Linked DNA regions of Mus musculus: region 1 is linked to region 2. Evidence: chromatin loops called from intact Hi-C (ENCODE). Cell type or tissue: gastrocnemius. All regions are shown on one strand. Each heading gives the region's core, and the rest is flanking DNA. Links, peaks and the distances in the headings are about the cores only.

The links. Hi-C counts contacts between places; a loop is a spot of excess contacts. Peaks named below come from ENCODE experiments on the same cell type or tissue, not always from the same donor. Only the 100,000 strongest peaks of a DNase experiment are listed, where the experiment ranks them.
Region 1: it touches region 2 in a loop (2.4-fold over the local background); 11 of 42 quality-filtered maps call a loop at or near these places.

The regions. Positions count from the first base shown.
Region 1 is chr8:82,937,784-82,940,283 of GRCm38, reverse strand. The region is part of intron 1 of Rnf150 (ring finger protein 150); the gene reads right to left. Among named protein-coding and RNA genes, the nearest start is that of Rnf150, 76 kb to the right of the region's middle. In gastrocnemius, for the core only: no CTCF peak of the experiment used is centred there; a DNase peak (open chromatin) is centred at 1,505; H3K4me3 peaks cover 686 bases; H3K27ac peaks cover 2,500 bases.
Region 2 is chr8:82,858,190-82,864,653 of GRCm38, reverse strand. Rnf150 (ring finger protein 150) reads right to left here and starts at 1,298. Exons shown (of 7, transcript NM_177378.4): 1 at 164-1,298. The coding sequence starts at 644. In gastrocnemius, for the core only: a CTCF peak has its summit at 1,454 (motif pointing left); DNase peaks (open chromatin) are centred at 183, 784, 1,188 and 1,388; H3K4me3 peaks cover 1,913 bases; H3K27ac peaks cover 1,785 bases.

The DNA.
Region 1 (2,500 bases), core at 1-2,500, 76 kb before region 2:
GTTTGAATAACATCCAGAACGATTAGGAAGGAGGAACTGAGAGGCAGAACGACAGGGCGTTTGGGGCTGACAGAGTCATAAATCTGTACGAGTACATACAGGAAATGCATGTGGAGGCTTCTAAAAATACACATAGTACAGGCATGAGGAACAAGGAAAATATAGCCTCCCTTCCCACCCTAGGGAGATTCAGTTTAAGGTTTGCACAAAGGGCTGCGCCTGACCTATTCCACTGCTGCAGTCTGTGCTGTGTCTGGAATACAGCAAGTGCTTGCAAAATTTGTTGCATGACTAAGCCAGAGATGAGGAGACCATGGCAGCCGAGGGACAGGTCACAGCTGTCTGAAAATACCAGACTCAGCACTTGGATTTTATCTTCCATATGGTAAACAAAACAAAGCAAAACATACTTTAGCACACTAAGCCCCTTTCGGAAGTGGTGTTAACTCTATGTTCAACAGCTTTCTAGAGGCTTTGGACAATGCACCCCTCATTTAGAACGATGGGTTGCATGAAGGGAACATCATTGTTTGGTTAGGGAATCTCTATTGCAGTATATTCCTTTTTTGATAAGGAAAATCTTAATTGCAACATACTTGTGGGCACTGCTAACTTATAAATTTGTTGGAGAAACCTTGATAATACTGTATCAGACAATTGTCAATGAAAAGAAAGCATTCACAATATAGCACCCAAAACCCAACAGCACAGCATAACCAAAGCAAATCAATTTCTTAACTGTAACCAACTTATCGTCCCTGAAGAACCCTTAGCTCAAACCTGCTGCAAGTCATGGAATGCTCATTTGGGGTTTTCCAATAGTTTTCATGTAAACATTTATTTACTTATTTTTATTTCATGTGAATTGGTGTTTTGCCTGCACATATATTTGTGCGAGGATGTCGCATTCCCAGAACAGGAACTACAGATACGTATGAGCTGCCCTGTGGGTGCTGGGGATTGAACCAGGGTCCCCTGGAAGTGCAACCGGTGCTCTTAACAGCTAAGCCATCTCCATTCCTGCCACCTTTTAAAATTCTTTATCTGACTTCCAGGTTCCTTGGCTTTGATTCAGTGCTTACCACAGACTCATCAGTTTTCATTATTTTTTCATTCTATTCTTTATCTGAGCGTGAGAAGTGACATTTTTACTGGTTGACCATGTGGCAGGATATAGACTTGTTGCTGTCCTTATTACTGGAAGGAACACCGAATTCTATTTGCCCTTAAAAAAACATTTAACATTTTTTTTTGCGTGAGAATATGTGTGCACATGTGTGTATATATATATATATGAGAATGTGTATGTGTATATGTGTATGTATGTTTCATGTGTGTGTACATGTGGGTGTATGTGTGTGGGGCGGTGAGCTATGAAAGGCAGCCTGGTCCCCAGTCGAGCACAGGCTTTGAGCGCCAGAGACCTGGTAGGTGACTTCTGTCTGCAAGGGATGGCAGGTGTTTGGCCATGCCCCCTGGGCCCCTGGATCCTACTGCAGAGAGGTGTGTAGTCATCAGTCAAGTAGAGCAATGCCCCAAGCTCCTGGTGTTCTGTCTGGACTCCAGTCCTTGCAGTTACCTGGCAACAGCCAGATAGGCTCCTCCCCACAGTTACCTGGCAACAGCCAGGTAGGCCAGCCCACTATAAAAGGGCTGTTTGCTCCCTCCTCCCTCTCTTACTCTCTTGCCTCCCCCCCACCCCCCCCCGCATCCCCTTCTCCCTTCTCTCCAAATGGCCATGGCTGACCTTTACTTCTCTACTCTCTCCTTCTCTCTGCCTTTCTACAATAAATGCCTTAAAACCATGGACTGTCTCTTCTCATGGGGATCCTCCATGCTGAAGCAATGGAGCAGGTCTTCCACTAACAAGCTGCTGTGTGTATAACCTCCTGCATAGGCCTCCCAGTGTTCCCAGCTACTGCTTCCCAATCCCAGCTAGCCACCTAGCAAGATAAGGGCTCTCCTCCCTGCAGGACCCAGCCAGAACTCTCTCCTCCTGCTCTTTTCCCCTTTGCCCAGTGCCAGAGCCCGCCAGTCGGCCCACACTCTGTCCTCAGCTCTTCTGCAACATATAGTGGCATCTGCAGTGTCCAAGAGCCTGAGAATCTGCCATCTCTGGCCTCCATACAGGCCTGGGGAACCCAGAGCCACTTCTTCTGCAGTACTCAGAGGCATCTGTGGTGCCCAAAAATCTGGACCCAACTCAGGCAGGTCCATGGGGACTCAGACTGCGCTTCCTCACTCCCAGAGCAGGGTTCTGTGGCTTCTCACAGTCCAACGCCTGCCTGGTGGCGGTGTGGGAGGCACAGTCAAACTTCCCACGTCGTGCCTCACCCTGGGCTGGATGCGGGATCCCATATTTAACCTACATATGTGTGTAAGTGCATGTATGTATGTATCTATGTGTGTGTGCATGTGTATACGTGTGCATATGTGTGTGCCTGTGTGTATGTGTGTGTGTCTGTGTGCATATGTGTATGTATCTGCATGTGTATGTGCG
Region 2 (6,464 bases), core at 1-2,500:
AGCGACGCACAACAAAACTTAATAGGTTCATACATAAGAGACTGGTCTCTGGTGCTGCACGGACTTCTCAGCCAGAGGTGCCCCGGAGGCGGTGCTAGATCTCCCTAGACGCTTCTCGGGCTCCCCTCCCCCACGTCCGCCAGGCACCCCCCGGGTTGCTCACCTGCGTGGGGCATGGTGATGGTCTCGTTTGTGTTGGAGCCCACGTTAAAGATGACCACAGCGGAGGCGTTCTGCAGGAACGCGTTCCGGATCTTATCCCTGTACGTGCAGTTGCCCTTGGGGATGAGGGCTATCCAGTGCTTGCCGTGGGCCGGCGCGGCGAACTTGGTGTTGGGGTCGCAAGCCAGGCGGTCTTGGGCCGAGCTGGCCATGACCACCTCGCCGCGCGCGTCCTGCTTGGGCGAGTGCTCCCCGTATCGCCCGCACTCGCTCTTCTCCGTGTGCAGCTCCGCGCCGCCACCGCTGCCCGCCACCGCGGCCCCGGGCTCGGGCTCCAAATAGGTGATGTTCACGAAGGCGGTGTACCATTCCTCCTTCTCCGCCACGGTGAAGTCCAGGCAGAGCAGATGCACGAAACAAAAGGAAAGCAGCCATGTTGAGAGAGCCAGACTGCGGCACGCTTGGATGAGAGACATTGTCATCTCTCTCCTCCGGGGTCCCCTCCCCGCCCCCTGCGCCCTCCCCCCGCTCCGTCCCTCCTTTCCCTGCCCCGGCCAACCCCGGGCAGCCACTCTGGTTCTCCTGTCGCTGCGACTCACTCCCTGGCCGGCGGAGCTCCGGCTGGGACGCGCAGACGCTGCGGAGACCGGATCCGGGACGAGCGGGAGAAACCCGCCCTGTCCCCTCTCAGCCGAAGCGCGGCGCTGGCATCGGGCTTCCCGGGTGATCGCGGCGCGGTCGCGGAGCGGGCGCCGCGCACTTGCGGGGGAGTCCGGCTGCCAGGCGTCCTGTTCCTTTGCCCCGTGTCGCCTTCTCTCATAGAGGTGGCGGGGTCCTCGGGTTTGGAAGGGGTGGCGGCTCTGCTTGTCGCGGCCGAGCGGGGCGGGGGTGGGGTGCTGGAGATCCTCGGTGCTGGGACTATCGGTCCCGCTGCAGACGCGGAGGTCGCTCCTGTTATGCGTGGGTTCCCATGGGCAGTAGGCGCTGCGCTTCTGGCCAGACTAGGTGGCTACGCCCGGGACACTCACTTGCCGAGGGAGGGGGAGGTACGGGGCAGATGGGATGGGGGAGAGCGTGAGGAGAGGGATACAGCGTTTTGTGTGTGTCTGTATTTGTGTGTGTGTGTGTGTGTGTGTGTGTGTGTGTGTGTGTGTGTGTGTGTGTGTGTGTGTGTGTGATGTGCGCGTGCAAGGAGGAGCTTAGTATGATGTCAAAGCTCCTGGGCTCCCCTTGCAACGCTCACTCTGTCTCTCTTCCTGGGCGTCAGCGACCTCTGCTGGGCCTCAAATTCAGGCTTCGACAGTTGCGGGCAAAAGGTAAAAAGGACCTTCAGGCCTTTGAATTGGGAACAATTAATTGAGGGAGTCTTAAATACAGCAAAGTGTAGGAACCTCTCTGGAACAGCATTTCCGTTTGCTGGAAGATGTGCAGAGAGTTCTCTGGTATTTATCCCAGCACTGATTGGTCATGAGGCCCCTCCCCCCCGCCCCCCCAGACCTGAATATTTAGGACAGTGGCTGTCAGAATTCCAGTTTTAAACCAGGACTGATCAGCATGAATTCAGGAGAATTTCACATTTATTAAGTCAGGGGTGGGGTCCTTGGTGATGCACACTCTGCTGGTCTAAGGACCAGTCTGTGGTGTGGGTAAAAGTGACTTCTTTTCCTCTGCTCTGGAAGCCAGCTCATGGCATGGCGTTAGTTTTCTTAGAAAATGGACCTCTCCTCATACTTTAAGATTGAGACATTTTGCCTCCATTCCCACTCTAATAGCCCTGCCTTAGAGGATTCACAGCGTCAGTAGGTGGTATGTGTGTGTGTGTGTGTGTGTGTGTGTGTGTGTGTGTGTGTTCGTTACCATTTTAAGCTGTGTTTTCCAGTTGTGACAGAGATTAAAAGAAACCAGTGGAGAACAGTTTCCTAGAGTCGTGTTCTAATAGCAGAATTCTTTAACAATTAGATATCTGGTTGGTTGTTACACTTCCTCATTAATGGTTTCTGTAGTTTCAGAAACCAGTAATATAAAATGTCTACTTATTTATACATACACAAATATGGTAGTGCTTAATGATTTACATTATATCTTCCACCTGGTTCTCTTTCCTGTGCCTCTCGAGAAGCACTGAGAAGCCCAGCAGTTTTTGTCACAATATACACATCCTAGGTCTGGACATCACAAAACAGAAGATGGATTCTGGATATATCCTATGTCTAAATATAATCCTCAAAGGACGAAGGACTTGAATGATTATTAGGGGACCAGTTGTTGGTAATAGGAAGGAGTTGTAGGTACAATAGATCAGACAGGTTGGTGTTTGATGTGTTCAGAAGCCATAGTGAGCTCATCAGGGGTGGAGAGAGATGAGCGATGGAAAGAATGAGATGGGATTAATGGTGGGAAGATTCTAAGTGGCCTTGCAGTTTAATCTGGGTGAGAGGAAGATTCCTGGGAGATGTCTGGACAGAAAAATGTGGTGTTATATGAGAACATCAAAGTTTTATTCTGACAGTACTGGAGGAAGGATAGAAGCAAGGAGGGCACTTAAGGAGCTGCAAAAATAATCTGGGGGGAAAGCCAAGAGAAACGCATGCTGAGGAAATGGCAGAGCATGCTAAGGAGTGACTGGCTCATGGGGGGCTCTGGAGGTGGAGTGGAGTGACTGGCTCGTGGGGGGCTCTGGAGGTGGAGTGGAGTGACTGGCTCGTGGGGGCTCTGGAGGTGGGGTAGGCACTGTTCTCTGATGCTTTGGTGAGGGTGGTAAGGAAAATACAGAAGTCAGGAAGCAACTGGTGTAGAGAATCTCTTAGATGCATCACCTGTCAATAAATAAAGGCTTATGGCCAATGAGCTGAGGCAGGAAGTGGAAAGTGGGACATTGGCAGGAAGAGAGAGGATTCTGGAAAACAGGGAGAGAATAAAGAGAGATTCCAGAGAGATGCTAAGAAAGAAGATAAGGAAGAAGCAGCCTGGGACTGAAGGAGAGGTAACTAATCATGAGGAAAACAGAATAGTGTGAATGGATTAAATAAGTTATGAGCTAGTTAGGGAGTGAGTCATGGCTTATGGCCTAGGCATTTATTAGCAAATAATTAGTCTCAGAATTGTCATTCAAGTAGCAGGGTACAGGAAAGGAAAAAAAAACCCAACAGATTCACTTATTTACAAACTAGAGTTGTCATTTTGTAAGATGACCAAGATTGCAAGGGGCACTTTGGGTTTAAGAATCAACCGCTTTAGATGTATTCGGTTTTAGGTCACCAGAGTCACCAAGATGGCAGTTTGGTGCAGCTTGCCACATTATTAGGTTATGGAAGATTAGATCAGAGCATGTGAAGAATTTTTGTTATTGTCACACTAATAAGATTGCCAAATTGTGTTTTTAAGGTTGGCTTCATGAAGCACCAAAGTAAAGGGGGCTCTTTAAGAAATTCTTAAAAATAGTAACAGTGATGAGTCCCAACAGGAGGACTCTCTACCAGTCCAAGTTTCTGGAGGACTCCTTGGTGGAGGTAGCAGATTTTCAGGAGGTTTGGGTCTGAGTCAGAAGCAAAGAGCAGCCACACTGAGGAGTGGAGGGTACTCGGTTCTCTGAGCACCAGCCAAGTGGATTTTCTGTAGACACTCTCCACCTTGGCAACCATACTGAGTCTCACCACCATTGTATCCAACATGCTCAAAGAGACTCTGACCTTAGACATTTTACAAAGTGAGTTATGTCATTTACAAATACAATTTACTATGGCTTTACGTACATACCTTAATAATTTAATAGAGGTCATATGTATAGAAGTTTCGACGTCTGGGTTTCTTTTGTCTTACTTCAAAAAAATTTATCTTGATCGATCAGTCCCACCTAACAACATTGATGATCATTCATTAGCATGTATCTTTTATTATAATAAACTCTTAGATAACTTGATCTGCCTGAAAACAAAAGAAATCTTTCAAAACATATTCAGTGAGGCTATGGAAGGGGAAAAAGCCATCCAATACCACAGAGCATTGTTGGGATACCGAAAACATAATACTTGCCTAAAGCAAAACCTTTGAAAGTCAGACCATCCTAAGTTGCCCTCTCAGGGGATGGTCACCTCTCTCTTTTATGCGGCTGTGCTCTTCTGGATGCTCAGAGGACTTTGATATGATCAAAGATTTTACTATCAGATGTAGTAATCCAAATGAATGCTGAATGTTGGTTTGTCAGATCTAAAAACATACATATCAGAATAACACAGTGAGAATAATAATTCTAGGTTTAGATAGAAAAAAAAACAGGAGTGTTCAAGTTAGATTGATTCCATTTCACACATTTAGTGATGATAATCTCAGAAGAACCAGCTGGGTTTCCTACTAGTACTTCGGGTCCAAGCATCTGCCACAGTGCCTGGCTTAGAGTAGGCGTTTGTAAGTATTAAGTGTTACATACTAACAAGGAGCTGAGGTTTCTGAGGACTGGACCATAAGACAGGTGCTATTCTAAGCTCATATATAGACTGCCTTGCTTGGTGCTTAGTTCCTCACTCCAGCTTTACAGCAGCATTAACTAAAAGAAGTAGAGTAGCTTCCCTGAGGTAAAAAGCCTGGCATACCTGGGAGAAGGACTTTCTCTCCAGAACTCGGCTGGGGCTATGGTTTTAAGGACAATGCAATTGCTCCATAGGCTCTTGTCTCTGATATTTCCCAGTTTCTTAATTTTACTCTGATTTATAACTTCACTTCCTTTGCCTCTGCCTAATTCTCTGTTCTTGTTTTCAGGCCATCAGGCCTACCTCATTTTCTCTCTTAGGGAAAATGATGGCTTTCCTAGGTGTCTTGCCACCAAGGGTGGGCTGCTTTGCTGCTCTGAGACCATGTATTCTGCAGATGGGAGTGTAAGAATGCTCACAGTCCAGCAATTTCTCTGATTCCTGATACAAGCACATTGGATACAAATGGAAGGCCCCAGAAGCATTCTTTTGAGCATAACACTATACTAATACTATCTATGTCTTCCTCCTTTGTGTTTTTATCAAATTCTCAAATTTCAGAACAGTAGACCCGCTAAAATAGCTATTTTGTTTCACTACTCTGGCTTATCAATTGACCTCTTTCTGTTACAGCCCTTGATAAACTGTTGAGGTTTCATCTGGGCTTCTTTGCTCTTACCGGAAACTTTCCAAACAACTTCACATCACAGATATGTTTTGAGAGACTCGATACAGAAAGTCAGCTTGGGACAATTCATTTGGGACTTGAGCCAAAACCAACAGAAATGTCTTCACCACAATATATCCTTTTCCTTTTTTCTTTAATTTTTTTCCACATGGGTGTCTTTTGTTGTTATTTTTTCTCTGCTCTAAGTCACTGCTTTTTCTTGGATGTGTTTAAGAGCTGGCTACTTCTGCCATATTCTTCTTAGGACCAGCTTGTCCTTTCCAGCCAGGAAGCTGGGATAGGGGAGGGCGTGTCTGTGAGTCAAGACACTGAGCATTTCCTCACACACTGACTGAGCGTGACAGCTGAGAGAATAGCTGTTGGAGCATCTTCAAACTCTGTCAGAATTGCCAGAAGGGATAGACTCCAGACCCTCTCCCCGCCCTTTCTATTGGGCTGTTTAGAAAGATGTTTCTTAGAATGAATTTTCATTTTACGGTGAATTCTCATCCCACAGGGCTGATAAAGAGGCCTGGAACACAGTCAGGGGAGAGATATCCTCCCACGGAAAGCTTGGGCATCAGAGATTTAATCCCAACTCTACGCCTGATTTGCTATTTAGGTCAAGACTGCAGCTAGACTAATCACCCCTTTTGATACACGTTGCTATCTGTACTAATTCCTAAATGTCTACTGAGCTGTAATTGCCCTCAGTTGGCCTCACGTCAACAACCTTAATATATTGCCTTTGCTTGATTTGATCACTGCATGATAAGGCTGTTGGGAGAAAGAAAATAATATTTGTTCATTATTTCCCAGAAGCCGTTATAAGCTTTCATAGAATAAGCTAGACACCACTCCACCCAACCCCCTGCCTAGAACAGTTTCTTCTTAATTCAGCTTGTTTGTTTGTTTGTTTGCATCTGCCTGTAGTCTTGGGGATTGAACCCAGGACCTCACACATGCTATGAAAATCCCCACCACACTTCCAACACAGGGTCAGTTTCCTTAAAACATGGAACAATCGCAATCCTAGCAATCGATGGCATTTGTCCCTTTCCAGTGCTAACATTCATTGTATCTGGTCACAGCAGTTGCTCCTGTTGCTGGTGTTTGGATGACAGATGTTAAGGGCTGTTTCCTTCCATCCATCACTGTTATTATTCAGG